Regions from separate parts of the Homo sapiens genome. Here all the other regions are linked to region 2. The links are chromatin contacts, found by Hi-C or POLR2A ChIA-PET in ENCODE. All regions are on one chromosome and are shown on one strand. Each heading gives the region's core, a stretch centred on a gene start or an enhancer-like site at or near the end of the contact. The rest is flanking DNA. Distances are from core to core; before and after follow the strand shown. Region 1 holds the start of TNIP2 (TNFAIP3 interacting protein 2). Region 2 holds the start of TMEM175 (transmembrane protein 175). Region 3 holds the start of ZFYVE28 (zinc finger FYVE-type containing 28).

What was found. A loop is a pair of places that touch in the nucleus more often than their neighbours do. ChIA-PET counts read pairs that join two places held with the same protein, here RNA polymerase II (POLR2A). Pooled maps may share reads with other maps.
Region 1: a loop to region 2 is called in a pooled map, with 5 times the contacts of the local background. The contact joins the promoter of TNIP2 here to the promoter of TMEM175 in region 2. A Hi-C loop is called at or near these places in 4 of 50 pooled maps. POLR2A ChIA-PET finds 5 or more read pairs at or near these places in 2 of 52 experiments (GM12878 and naive thymus-derived CD4-positive, alpha-beta T cell).
Region 3: a loop to region 2 is called in a map of naive thymus-derived CD4-positive, alpha-beta T cell, with 7 times the contacts of the local background. The contact joins the promoter of ZFYVE28 here to the promoter of TMEM175 in region 2. A Hi-C loop is called at or near these places in 1 of 168 maps with a recorded cell type or tissue (naive thymus-derived CD4-positive, alpha-beta T cell), 1 of 37 single-sample maps with no recorded cell type and 8 of 50 pooled maps.

What each region holds. Positions count from the first base shown.
Region 1 is chr4:2,754,249-2,758,424 of GRCh38, forward strand. TNIP2 (TNFAIP3 interacting protein 2) reads right to left here and starts at 2,088. Exons shown (of 6, transcript NM_024309.4): 1 at 1,766-2,088. The coding sequence starts at 2,041. RefSeq lists silencers at 1,631-1,690, 1,711-2,230, 2,411-2,550.
Region 2 is chr4:930,686-935,445 of GRCh38, forward strand. TMEM175 (transmembrane protein 175) reads left to right here and starts at 1,775. Exons shown (of 11, transcript NM_032326.4): 1 at 1,775-1,855. It overlaps GAK (cyclin G associated kinase), which reads right to left and starts at 1,631. Exons shown (of 28, transcript NM_005255.4): 1 at 1,358-1,631. The coding sequence starts at 1,502. RefSeq lists a silencer at 1,417-1,736 and an enhancer at 1,897-2,216.
Region 3 is chr4:2,417,256-2,421,882 of GRCh38, forward strand. It overlaps ZFYVE28 (zinc finger FYVE-type containing 28), which reads right to left and starts at 1,390. Exons shown (of 13, transcript NM_020972.3): 1 at 1,030-1,390. The coding sequence starts at 1,068. It overlaps CFAP99 (cilia and flagella associated protein 99), which reads left to right and starts at 1,700. Exons shown (of 16, transcript NM_001193282.4): 1 at 1,700-1,838. RefSeq lists an enhancer at 1-109 and silencers at 1,115-1,274, 1,395-1,624, 1,865-1,914.

The sequences.
Region 1 (4,176 bases), core at 838-3,337, 1.8 Mb after region 2:
AATGGAATAATAGATGCCAGAGCTCACCCGAATGTTTCAGATGCTTGCAAATACTATTGCACAAAAAAACTGTTACTTATACTGCTGTTGTGGTGTTATAGTTTATCATCAAAAAACAGACATAAACATCATAGACAAGGACAAAGAGAAGAAAGTCAGGATTTGCGTCTTTTTTTGTTTGTTTTTGAGACGGAGTCTCGCTCTGTCGCCCAGGCTGGAGTGCAGTGGCACAATCTCGGCTCACTGCAAGCTCCGCCGCCCGGGTTCATGCCATTCTCCTGCCTCCGCCTCCCAAGTAGCTGGGACTACAGGCGCCCGCCACCACGCCCAGCTAATTTTTTGTATTTTTAGTAGAGATGGGTTTTCACCATGTTAGCCAGGATGGTCTCAATCTCCTGACCTCGTGATCCGCCGCCTTGGCCTCCCAAAGTGCTGGGATTACAGGCATGAGCCACCGCGTCCGGACCCTTGTGTCCATTTTTAATTTAATTTTTTCAGACAAGGTCTCACTTTGTCACCCAGGTTGGAGTGCAGTGGTGCGATCTTGGCTCACTGCAACCTCTGCCTCCCAGGCTCAAGTGATCCTCCCACCTAAGTCTCCCTAGTGGCTGGGAGCACGGGCACGTGCCACCATGCCCGGCTAATTTTTTGCACTTTTTGTAGACAGGGTTTCACCATGTTGCTCAGCCTTGTCTCGAACTCCTGGGCTCAGGCAATCTGCCCGCCTTGCCTCCGAAAGTACTGGGATTACAGGCGTGAGCCACTGCACCCAGCCTAGGATTTGTGTCCTTTATCAGACACGGGCTGCATTTGCCATTGCTCCCAGCATAGAGTTGAAGCGCCACTAGTGAAAGACACATGCATGGGTGAGGGCTGGAAGGGACTCTAGAACACAATATGAGTACACGACCTTGGACCCAAGACACACATGTGTGCGTACACACACACACCATACACACCCCTCAGAATGTGTCTCCCGCACACACACCTCAAAACACCCCTAAGAACCAACCGGAACATACACACTACACAATACACACAGAATACACACAGCATACACACACCCCCCTCGGAATGTGTTCCCACACACGAACCTCAAAATACCCCTAAGAGCCCACCTGAACATACACCACACACACACAGAACCCAAGAACTGCACCAACCCCCCTCCTCAGAACCCAGTGCCTCCTCACCATCCCCCAGGACCCAGTGCCCTCCCAACCCCCCAGGATCCAGCATTCGCTTATCCCCTTCAGAACCTTGCACCCTCACCCCGCAGGACCCAGAGCCCCCTCACCTCCACCAGCACCTGGTGACGCCTCAAACCCCCCAGGACCCAGCACACCTCAGCCCGTGGTGTCCCCTTATCCCACTCAGGACCTGGTCCCCCTCTCTCCCCTAGGACCCAGGGTCCCCTCACCCCCCAGAAGCTGTTGCCCTATCACCCCCAGGACCCGACGGCCCCTTACCCCCAGGACCTAGTGTCCCTCAACCCCAGGACCCGGCACCCCCTCAACCCCCAGGACCTGATGCTCCCCCAACCCCTCAGGAGCCGGGGCCCCCTCACCCCCAGGACCCGGCACCCCCTCAACTCCCAGGACCTGGTGCTCCCCCAACCCCTCAGGACCCGAGGCCAACTCAACCCCAGGACCCAGTACCCCCTCAACCCCTCAGGACCCGGGGCCCGCTCGCTCACCCACCCAGGACCCGGCGGCCGCCACACGCACTCTCGCTCCCGCAGCTCCTCTGGTACCCGCCCTCGTACCTGGCGCATCTGGGCCTCGGCGGCGCCGCCCTCCTGCCTTCGCAGCTGCTCCCGGAAGCGCGCAACCTGCTCCAGCAGCGCGTCCACTAGGGACGGCGCGGCGTCCCCCTCCAGCGCGGCCAGGCGGGCGCGGAGGCGAGCGATGAGGGCGTCGCGGGCAGCGAGCTGGTCCTGCAGGCGGCGCAGCCGCTGTCCGGCCTCGTGGTACAGGGTGCAGAGCGCGGCAGCTGCGCGCGGGGCCTCCTCCCAGCCGCCCGACCCCGGGTCCCGGGACATGGCTGTAGGCCCGCCCGGGAGGCCGCGCGGCCGCCGGCAACTTCCGCGCCCGGGCCCCGCCGGCTGCCGCCCTTCCCGGAACTTTCCCCGGTGCGCCCCGCCCACCCACAACAGCCCGGCCCCGCCCTCCCCCACGCAGCCCCGCCCCCCGCGCAGCCCCGCCCTTCCCCGCGCAGCCCCGCCCGACGGCAGCCCGCCCAGCCCCTTCTCGCCCGGCCCCACCCCTCCCACCGCCTACAGCCCGGCCCCGCCCCTGCCGTCCGCACCCGTCCGGGAGAGTTGGCCTGGCCCCCGAGGCTGTCCACACCCCAGCTGGTGCTGGGCTTATTCCAGTGGCCCCAAACATCCGCCTCTGAGGAGTTGTCGGAGAGTCGAACTCAGCCCAGGAGTTTGGGGATTCATCAGCCTCTGATGGAAAGGAAGGGCTTAACGACAACCCCCAAGCTCTGGAGCTAAGTGTGGGTCTGAATCTCCCCGCGAGGGTCCAGGCCTTGCGGCCACAGCAGCAACAGAAGCTCCAGGAGCTGAGCTCGCAGCGCACCAAGCACGTGGCATGTGTTCCGTCACCTGGGGACACTGAGCCCAGAAAGAGCTCCAACCCCCTGCCCCGCACGCCGCTTTCTTTTTTCTTTCCTTTTTTTTCTTCTTTTTGAGACGGAGTTTCGCTCTGTTGCCCAGGCTGGAGTGTAATGGCGCGATCTCGGCTCACTACAACCTCCGCCTCCCAGTTTCAAGCGATTCTCCTGCCTCAGCCTCCTGAGTAGCTGGGATTACAGGCGCCCGCCACCATGCCCTGCTAATTTTTTGGTATTATTAGTAGAGATGGTGTTTCACCATGTTGGCCAGGCTGGTCTTGAACTCCTGACCTCAGGTAGATCCACCGGCCTCAGCCTCCCAAAGTGCTGGGATTACAGGCGTCAGCCACTGCAGACGCTGCTTTGTAAGGTGGCTAGTATGGGCCCACGGGACAACCTTCCTGCTAGATGCTGTTCTTATATAGCAGAAGCAGCAGGAAACCAGCCCCTTCCCACCCTTTCGCTTTTCCATCCCTTTCCTTCCCCAAAATTCCCAGACAAACGCTAGTGTTTTTCCACAGCCCAGTCTTCCCCACAATGATGCCCAAGCACACATGGGGTCTTTCCAAGGTTCCCTACTCAGGATAGGGCAGGGGTCTTCCCTGTGTGTGCACTTGCCCACAGGCTCCGCCCCTGAGCAGCTTCTTGACTTTCTTCCCTTATGTGATCCACAGCCAAGCCTGAGCTGAGCCTGGGAAAACACAAGCTTGTAGAATCAGACAAGCCTATAAGCAAAGCCAGAGCCACCCAAGTGCTTATGGCCCGGACATTGGGCTACACAGGCCTGGCTTTGCTATGGAAGGCTCCTTCTTACTCATCAGAGCCTGGGCTTCCTCTCAGCAGAAGGAAGGGCAGAGCGAGTGCCCACCCTACCTGGTTGGGCTGTTGTGGGGACTAGAGGGTGGAGTGTGCATGGAATGCTTGTCCAGTGCAGTGGCTGCTGCACAGCAAGCCTACAGTCCCCATGGCTATGGTTACAAACAATGCCTATTGATTGTCTGGGGCATGAGTGGAAAAAACAAAACTGGACCCAGAGCTGTTAGAGGCTAATGTGTGGCCTGGGGCACGTCATTCCAGTGACCTACCTTGAGCCTCTGCCTCAACTGTAAAAGGTGCATGTGACAATCCACAGTCTCTCATCCAACAACAGCCTTGGGGTCAGGTGTGGTGTATTGTATTGTATTGTACTGTACTGTATCGTATTGATTTATTTTAGACGGAGTCTCAATCTGTCGCCCAGGCTGGAGTGCAGTGGTGTGATTTTTGGCTCATTGCAACCTCCGCCTCCCAGGTTCAAGTGATTCTCCCACCTCAGCCTCCCAATTAGCTGGGATTACAGGCGCCCGCCACCACGCCTGGCTAATTTTTTGTATTTTAGTAGAGACGGGGTTTCACCATATTGGTCAGGCTGGTCTCGAACTCCCGGCCTCAAGTGATCCGCCTGCCTCGGCCTCCCAAAGTGCTGGGATTGTAGGCGTGAGCCACCACGCCAGGCCGCCATGTGTATTTTAGAAATGAGGATCTTTGGATTTCAAATAGGTACATATAACTGGGGGAGCC
Region 2 (4,760 bases), core at 525-3,024:
TTTGATCTGAGAGAAATCTTCCAACTGATGTGAAAGAATATCACACTTCAGCCCCCACTTCTGAAAGAAGAGCTTAGACTTTCTGACCAAATCATACCCAAAATCTGTTTGGTTTTGACCACAATGGAGACAAAGTGTGTGATAATGCTACAGTCAAAATGTCTCCGCAGGCCTTTTGTGATAATCAGAATTCTGGGATAGTCTCCTGTCTGGTCACAGAGCAGGCACCTGGACAGGCTAACCCTCCAGCCCTGAGAGGTACCAGGGAGCTGGTGAGGGTGAGGGCTTTTGTGTCGCTTCACTCCCTCTCCCTGTGCCAATACAGCAGAATAGAGTTACGCTTCCGCACCCAAGTCAACTGTGTTTAGCCCATAAACTTCACAGCCAGTGAAATATGACACACCTCCAGGCACCACTGGACAAAAAATGTAAGGAAAATCCACAAGAGAGAATGGGACCCACTGGCACTGGTGATCGATTCCGTGTGAACGGAGAGGACATCCAGGGAGCTAGAAATAGCATGCAGAGACAAAACTGACTCAAGACTGACTCAAGAGGACTTAAGCCGAGTGACCTGTCCACTCTGCAAGTTCTATATAGGTCACAACCACTGGCTCTGCTTCCTGTACTACACACGGAATCACACGAGTAGATGTTCACCGGGAAGAGAAACACTGAGGTGTTGAAAGACGAAGGGGGATCACGAGACACAGCCCAGTCTACCCTCGGCCAACCCCCCCACCCCCCAGGCTACAACCGCAACTACCTGCAACACGTGTGCACCCACCAACTCTCAAGTTCCCTGGACTGTAGAAGAACCAGCCCTAACCTCCAAAGTCCAGTCCTGTCCCTGCCTGCTCAATAACCCCAGATGTCCGGCAAAAGGCCAAGGCTTAAACCCACCTCCTGCACCGCTCACCTCCTGACTCCAGCTGTCGGCCTTCTAGGCACCGTCCCTCAGTCTCCGCTGTGGGTCCCCACCCAAGCTCCCTGCCTGCCACCATCCCCCACCTCACCGTAACATCTTCCCCCACCCACCCTGAGGGGGTTCCCCAAGCCCCAGGCCTTGCTCCGACTTGACCCTACTCTTATGACAAGAAAGTACCCCGACCCGGTCCCAGCCTCGCCCTCCGCAATCACCGCCAGCAGGCACTCACCTACGCCCGCGCTATGACCTTCGCCTGGCCCTGACCCACGCCCTCGGCAGAGACCCTCCCCTGGCCGACCCTGACCCACGATCCCGCTGGGACCCTCCCCAGCCCTAACCCACGCCCTTCCACTCCGGGCTGACGCTGCCCCCAGCGTCCCGGAGACAACACTCCGCGGCCGCACCCGCGCTGCCGACCCGGGGCCTCACCTTCGGCCAGGACCCGCCGCACCCGCAGCCGCAGCTCGCCCAGTTCCACCGTCTGCCCCACGAAGTCACTCTGGTCGCGGCCGGAAGCACCGCCCAGGGAGCCTGGACCCGCCAAGAAGTCGAGCGCCGACTGCAGCAGCGACATGGCGGTGGCTGCGCCGCACCCCGCGGCAGCCGGAGTGGTCGGGCTCGGGCTCCCGCTCCCTCGCCGTCCGGGTCAGCTCAGCAACCGCCGGCCCGGAGGTGCACCATCTTCCGCCTCGACGCCGTGACGTAGGCGCCCGTGAGGACGCGTCGCGTCAGGCGGCGACCCGGCCTAGCCCCGTCCCCTCCGCCGCGGCCTCACTTCCTGGCTGCGCGCGCAGGCGCGGAGGTCTGACGGAGACAGCGCGTGCGCGGCGTCGCCGGGCTTGCGATGAACTTCCGGCTGTCAAGCTCCCGGCCGGGCTGACTCAAGCGGAGGCGCGCGGAACAGTCGCCGAGGCGATTCCCGCCCAGGTAGTTCAGCGCCCCAGTCCAGCTCCCGGTACCGTTCCCCACATGGTCTGTTTTGTGGGAGGCTCCTTCTCAGGTGTCTCCGGTTTAAGCGCTTCGCCATCCTCTGGGTGGAGTCAGCCTCCCGTTTGCTGTTAGCGCCGCGTTTGCGAATGGGTTCGCGAATTTTTCTCTCAGTTGGCTAAGGAGCAAGGAGTTAGCGTGCGTTAAGCTTTCAGTAAATACTTGGTTTTCGTCTCATGGAGGTCGGAGTTTCCTGTGACGCTTAGTGAGTAAGGTTGGCAGCCCCCTCCCAGCAGCCAGGCAGGCAGTTTGCAGGGGAAACGCTGCTGCATTGCTCTGTCTTCCGAGGAGAGGGCCAGGGTCTGGCCTGGGGCAGTGACCAGTAGTGGGAGCCGTGGGCTAGAAAAACCTTCGTCCTGGGCAACCACAACACTGCAGAGACTGCCCTGTGACCCTCAAGGTTCGTTCTCACCCTGACATTTTCCAAGGCAAAAGCAAATCCTCATGAACCACTTGGAAGGGTTCGTAATGCCCAACTATTTGGAGATGAAATGGTGACTTTCCTTATAGGATAATAAGGAAATGGCTCACAGACAATGCATTTTTAGTTTTTGGCCCACACAGTATTTGGGGGTTGGGAGTGGGTAGCAGGAGGTGAATTAGTTGCTATCATTTAAAGACTGATGCCAGGCGCGGTGGCTTACACCTGTAATCCCAGTGCTTTGGGAGGCCGAGGCAGGCGGATCACCTGAGGTCAGGAGTTCCAGACCAGCCTGGTCAACATGGTGAAACCCCGTCTCTACTAAAAATACAAAAATTAGCCGAGCGTGGTGGCGGGTGCCTGTAATCCCAGCTACTCGGGAGGCTGAGGCAGGAGAATCGCTTGAACCCGGGAGGCGGGCGCCACTGTACCCTAGCCTGAGACTCCGCCTCAAAAAATAAATAATAATAATAATAATAATTGAAAGGCCTAAATGTTAAAAACCTAGTTTTCCAGCTTCTGTGGAAAAATCAAACCTGTCAATATTGGACCCAAAATGATGTGTGTTACCAATTACCTAGAGTGGTCCCTTGAGGTAAGACACAGTCATTTGCCTGACCAGATGGGCTCATGTATGTTACCTGCCTGGTTCCTATAGTCATTTAAGGTTGCAACCCCTTCAACAGAGTTATTTGTTCTCCAACTCAAAAATGGATTCTAAAGCTCACATCAGCCTCTTAGCCGTCCCAGAAGCTAACATCTGTTATCTTTATCATTAAAAGATAATAGCCTCAGCTCGTTGGAACACTTATCTATGTTATGGAATGAAGTATTGCATGAAGCCAAATGACATCTTTAAAAATATATATAACAAAAATAACAGTAGCAATAGCTTAGTTTAGGCACTGATTTATTGCTTACAACACCCTTTTCTGTAATAGTTCATTGTAGTGAAAACATCTTTGTGAAGAAAGCACAGTATAATTAACCCCCTTTATTTTGGGATGAGAAAATATGCTCAACAATGCCATTATTCGGCCAGGGCCAACAAGTGATACAACTGCAATTCAACGCAAGTCATGGCTTTTCCAGCCAGTGCGTTTGTCTGGTCGACTGTGGAATAGAAGGATAGAGAGCTCAGGAAAGAATCCCTGCTAGAGACAGATATCTGGGCATCCTCAGCATAGAGGTGGCAGTTGGCTCTAGGAGCTGAAGAGAGGACCAACAGAGATGGTGTACTAGACATAAAGAGGTTAGAATCTTCAGAGAATAGACAGTTTGTGGAGAAAGAGCAGTCAGTGAAGGAGGAAGAAAACCAAGAGAGTGTCGTAACAGAGCCAAGGAACGAGGATGTTCGGGGCAGAGAGTGCAGCTAAGAGTGTCGAATGCCACTTAAAAGTCAAGTAGAAAAAGAAATGGAAGATATGTGTTGGATTTATTCACAAGGGATCATTGGTGACCTCACCAAGAATAGCTTCATTGGAGTAATGAGGTGGAAGCTACATATTACCGTAGAGGGATGAAGAGATGATGAGGTAGAGATGGCAAGTGGAGATAACTCAAAATGTTTGTCTGTGGAAGAGAATATGAACAACTTCAGGCCAACAAATTCGGCACCCTTAGCTCCAGGGAGCTACAAGGGTGATGTAGTATTGAGATGTTTTAAGATGAGAGATTCTTGAGCAGCCTAAAGCGGATGGAAGGGAGAGAAGGTTTGCTGGTACAGAAAAAAGAGGAATAATAAGATAATTCTATCTTAATGAGATATCTTCTATCTCTTAGAACATAGGAGGGGAATGACATCAAGAGCATAGGTAGAGATATTTGCTTTGGACATAGGAAAAACACTCAGGAAGAAAAATGGGCTGCAGTTGTAGGTGACCTTATGTATTTATTGGAATGAAGGTGAAGGAATTCTCTAATGACTTCTGTTTTCATTGTGAATGAGGAAAGAAAAACATCAACTGAAAGTGAGAGGGGAAGTAGGAAACCCAAGATTTAAGCAGTGTCAAAAAGATCTAAAATAGCTATTATGAGAAACCTAGCAAATAACTCACTGGAAAGCATGAGAGCGTTTAAGCACTCATCTGGAGGCCATGAACTTATACTGGCATGACCTGGGATCAGCTGGACATTTCTAAACCTTGTAATCACTTTGGAAACCAGAGTCAGACTACTTATCTTACGAATATTTCTGGAGCACCTTTATTTATTGGCATTGAAGTAGATGCTATAGTAACACCATCTTAACCCAAATATCTATCTCCATATCTCATCTGAACTCTCAGATGTTTGTTCTTAGATACTGCTACATGTATAAACATGTATATATCCAAAACTGAAGTTATAGTCTTAATCCCTATAACTGATTTCCTAAATTTCATAGCAAAGAGTATTGCAAGAGATTAAGAGGATCATTTTGTA
Region 3 (4,627 bases), core at 140-2,639, 1.5 Mb after region 2:
CCGGCCCCAGGGTGCCACCCTCGGACGCCCAGATGCGCCCTGGACCCTGCGCCGGGATCCTGAACACCGCCGCGCCTTCATCCCGCGCCGAGCGCGCCCGGCCCTGCTCCGGCTGCAGCGGGCACGAGCCCCAGGCGGGCGGCGGGGACGCAGCGCCCGCAGTGCGACTGGCGCAGCCGCTGAGGCACGGGGCGCGCCGCCCGGACCCCGACCCCGCGGCGCTAGGAGAGGCGCGGGCGCCGGCTGGAGAGCCGCACCTCCCGCCCCGCCGAGGCTGCTGGCCACGGGCGCGCTCGCCCCAAGGGCCGGGCGGAGGACCTGTCCCGGATTCCAGAGGACGTGGGTGGGGAAGGGACAAGGATAGGGACAAGGGAGGGGACGCGAACTGGGCCGAGGTGTGGGTCAGTCCTGGTTCGGGAAGGGAGGCCGTTGGCAGGGCCATCAGGATCCTCTCTGGACATGGAAGGACGGGTCTGCCCTGGACCCAGGGATTGGGAAATGTGGGTTCTCTCAGAACCTGGGGAAGTGGGGAGAGGGTCTGTTCTGGAGTGCGGAGGGAGATCTATTCCGGGCCCAGGACAATGGGGGTGGGGGCAGGACGGGAATGAGGGGGCATTCCTGGTGCAGGGAGGGGAGACGGAGAAGTAGTAGGGGGTCTGCTCCGGGCCCGCGGGCTGGGGACCACGAAGTGTAGGAGGGCACCGTCCAGGACCGGGATGAGGAGGGAGAGGGGCCCGTTGTGGCCCTGGATAGAGGGGGAGGGAAAGTGCGCCCCGGCCCGAGAGGAGGAGCAGGAGGGTCAGTCCTGGACCCGGGCTTAGGAAGCCGGGAGGGAGGTTCGGATCCGCCTCAGAGACAGGGCGATGAAGATCTGTCCAAGTCTTGGAGTGGAGGGAAGGATGTCGGCGGTGGGGGAAGAGGCCGGCCACGGACAGGGAAAGGGAGTCCGTCTTGTAGGGCGGACGGGCGGTCCTGGGGAAGGGAGAGGCCGCGACGCGGGGGGCGTCCGGCCCGAGCGGGGCCGCTCACCTTGGGTTTGTAGAGCCACTTTCGGAACCTGTTCATCATCGCCGCGCCGGCCCTGGCCGGACTCCGGGCGGCCCTCGCCCTCCGCAGCGCTGCGCCCGGGCCCGGCTGAGGCGCGGGGCGGACGCGGAGGCACGGCCGGAGCCCCCGCGCTGTCGCAGGGAGGCTGGCTAGCGAAGCCCGGAGCGCCGAGCGGGCGGCGGGCAGGTGCGCGGGGCAGGTGCGCGGCCCTGAGTATGCTCTGCAAGCGGCGCGCCGGGCAGACCTCAGACCCGGGAGTGGGCGCTCGGGCGCACGGACAGACGCGGGCACGGGGGCGCGCGGCTCCTCGCTGCTCACTGACACCCAGCGCTCCGCTGGTCACGGCCGCCCCGCGCCGCACATGCGCCTAGGGCGCCGCGAGCCCCGGGCCCACCGCGCGCTGCGGGCGGGGCGGGCGGGGCGGAGGCGGCCCAATCCCTGCGCGGGCGCCGCACCCCGCCCGAGGCGCGCTCCCTGCCGGCGGGGCGACCCGCCGCGCCCGGGTATCCAAGAAACTACAAGTCCCGAAAGGCATGGCGGGGAGGTGGCGCCCAGGGCTTGGCGTCCCGGGCCGCGCCGCGGCGCTGTGTATTGTGGGAGTTGTAGTCCACCCGATGGCGGCGGAGCGTGCCGCCGGTTGCTAGGTGACGACGCCAAACAGCCGCGGCGTCCTGCCTACCGGGAGCTGACGGACGACGACTGCCAACACCTTAGCCCCAGCTGGCCCAGGAAACTGCTGCGGTGGCAGGTGGCGGCGGCAGGAGGGCTCGGCTGCCCCGAGCGCCCGCCAGGTACGGGGGCGGGACAGGTGCGGGGCGACGCGCCGCCGATTTTCATGACCTGCCGGCCGGTTCCCTCTCGCTCGCTGCTCATCTTGCTTCTCCCAAACACCTCTTCTGTCTTCTTCCCAGCTCCCCGATGAAAGTGAACGGTGCCTCTTTTTTTTTTTTTAAATCACCACTATCAGCGGTGCGTTCTAAAAAGATACTCTTCCGCCCTCGCTACTCCCCCCAGTGGTGCCCTAATTTGTACCTTAAAACGCTCACCTCAATCTGAGTACCTGCTATGTGTCAAGCAGAGAGCTAAAAACCCACACGTGGCCTCACTTAAACTTCCCATTGACAGCCAGAGAAGCAGGCACAACGAGGCCGGCGTGCCCTGGCTGTGGGGGTTGCATCCAGATCACGGCGGATCTGGGTCGGCCTGACCCCACAGCGCTGCACTTTTCCCTGCCGCACCACCACCACGTCTCTGGCTTGTTGTGAAACGTGCAGATGTAAGACACAGGAGATGGAAGTCATGCCCCCCTCGGTTCAGAATTGAGAAGTCTGACCTGTTCCTGCTTGTCCTCACTGGCCAGTGCCAGGTGCTCAGAAAGGTCCGTGGGCTCCATGACCACTTTATTCCAACAGACGCGATGTGAGCCTAGGCGCGCTGGCATCTAAGATTTCTCTTAGTTGGGGGTAGGGTCCATGTTTATTTTTGAGTAACTGATTGATTTTCCCTACTCTCCTCTTCCTACCACCCAGTCGACCCTCTGAAGGGCAAAACCCCTCTGGAGTTTCCCCTTATCTCCAATTCCTTCCCACTTGTTCTTTCTGGAAACTACTCCCATCAGATTTTCACCCAACCACTCCTCTGAAGCTCTTTATCAAAGTCATCCTTGACCTTGATGTTGCAAAATCCGATGATCGGGGTCAGCGCTCATCTCTTCCTTGAACTGTCACTACCACGTGACCCAGCCGACTGTGCCCTCTCCGTGACACAGCATCCTCACTTGGCTGAAACAGATCCCACTGTCCACTTCTCCTCCTCGCTCCTGGCCACTCCTGCTTGATCTCCTTGGCTGGATGCCTCCCCTGCTCACCGACCTCTCAACACTGGAGACCCTGGACTCAGTCCTTGGAACCTACTCTATCCACTCCCTCCCTGGGGGATTTCCTACAGTTACATGGTTTTATAAACAACCATTTTCTCCCAAACTTCTCAAAACCTATATCTCTAGCCTCAACCCTGAAACTCCAGACCTGTTTACCTGTTCTTCACCATTTGGACGCCTAACAGATCCTCTCAAATTTAACGTGTCCCAAACCACACTCTCAGTCTTCCCCCATAAAACCTGCTGCTCCCAAAGCCATCATTTCTTCAGCACAGGATCTTGGGGTAGACACTTGATGGGCTTGTCCACTGAGTGAATGGCTGTTCTCTGTGGGTCTATCCTTGGCCAACTCCAAGGCCTGGAGCAGTTGTATCTGCTCAGAGGCTCCCTTCCTGTGTTTTATAGTTTGAAATTGTGCATGGGATGAAGGCTGAACTTGGGGAAGTGGGGTATCAGTTAGGTTTAGCTGCATGTATTGAAAAATCCCAACATCACAGTGGCCTAAACAAGAATATTACTCATATTTTTATAAAAGAGGTCCATGGAGAGGCAATCGTGGTTGGTATGGCAGCCCTAAAGTCCTCAAGGATCAGCTTTTCTATCTGCCATTCACGTTTCTTCATGATCCAGGATGGCTGCCCACATTCCTGCCATCACCTCCTCGGCCCAGGAACCAGCTGCAAAAGAGAAGATGGATATGCCTCTCTCGTTCAGGGAGACTTTCCAGAAGTCTCACACCTTTCCACTTCTTGAAGGTGGTGGGAGAACTTAGCCACACAACCATGCCCCAGCTGCCAGGGAGGCTGGGAAATGCCATCTTTCAATTGGGCAGCAGTAGACCCAGCTAAAAATCAGAGTTTTCTTATTTGGGAGGAAAGGGGTAGTGGAGATTGAAAAGCAACTAGCAAAAGCTGCCACGTGGGGTTGTGCTTTAAGCACAAGCCATAGGGGCATGACTTGGTAGCAACCCTTAGGAGACTGGCTTTAATCGGGAGAAAAGACTATATTTTAATTAACATACATTTGAGATCTTAGGTAAATGAGTTATCTCCTAGTGGTTGAGAGTGTTGAGCTGTTTTGTGTCTGATGGAATTTAAACCTCCTCATATAATCTCATTTGTGTCTATAAAATATTTCCTAAGGAAAGAGAAGCTTTAGTCTGCCCACCCTTTTTTTTTTTTTTTTTTTTTTGAGATGGCGTCTCGCTCTGTCGCCCAGGCTGGAGTGCAGAGGCACGATCTCAGCTCACTGCGACCTCTGCCTCCCGGGTTCAAGCAATTCTCTGCCTCAGCCTCCCAAGTAGCTGGTATTACAGGCACCTGCCACCACGCCTGGCTAATTTTTGTATTTTTAGTAGAGATGGGTTTTCACCATGTTGACTGGTCTGGAACTCCTGATCTCAAGTGATCTGCCCGCCTTGGCTTCCCAAAGTGCTGGGATTACAGGCATGAGCCACCGCGCCCAGCCTAGTCCAGCCCACCTTTAAAGTTGCCTTAAATATAAGATAGTCAAGTCCTGATCAATGGAGTTAAAATCAATATGAGAAAAAAATCTTTAAACTTGAGAATTAAATCCCACTTCCCACATAGATGGTACTTCACTATTAAAGCTGAACTTTGGAATGCTCAGGTGGGAGGATCGCTTCAGGCCAGGAGTTCAAGACCAGCCTGGGCAACATAGTAAGACCCCTGTCTCTACAAA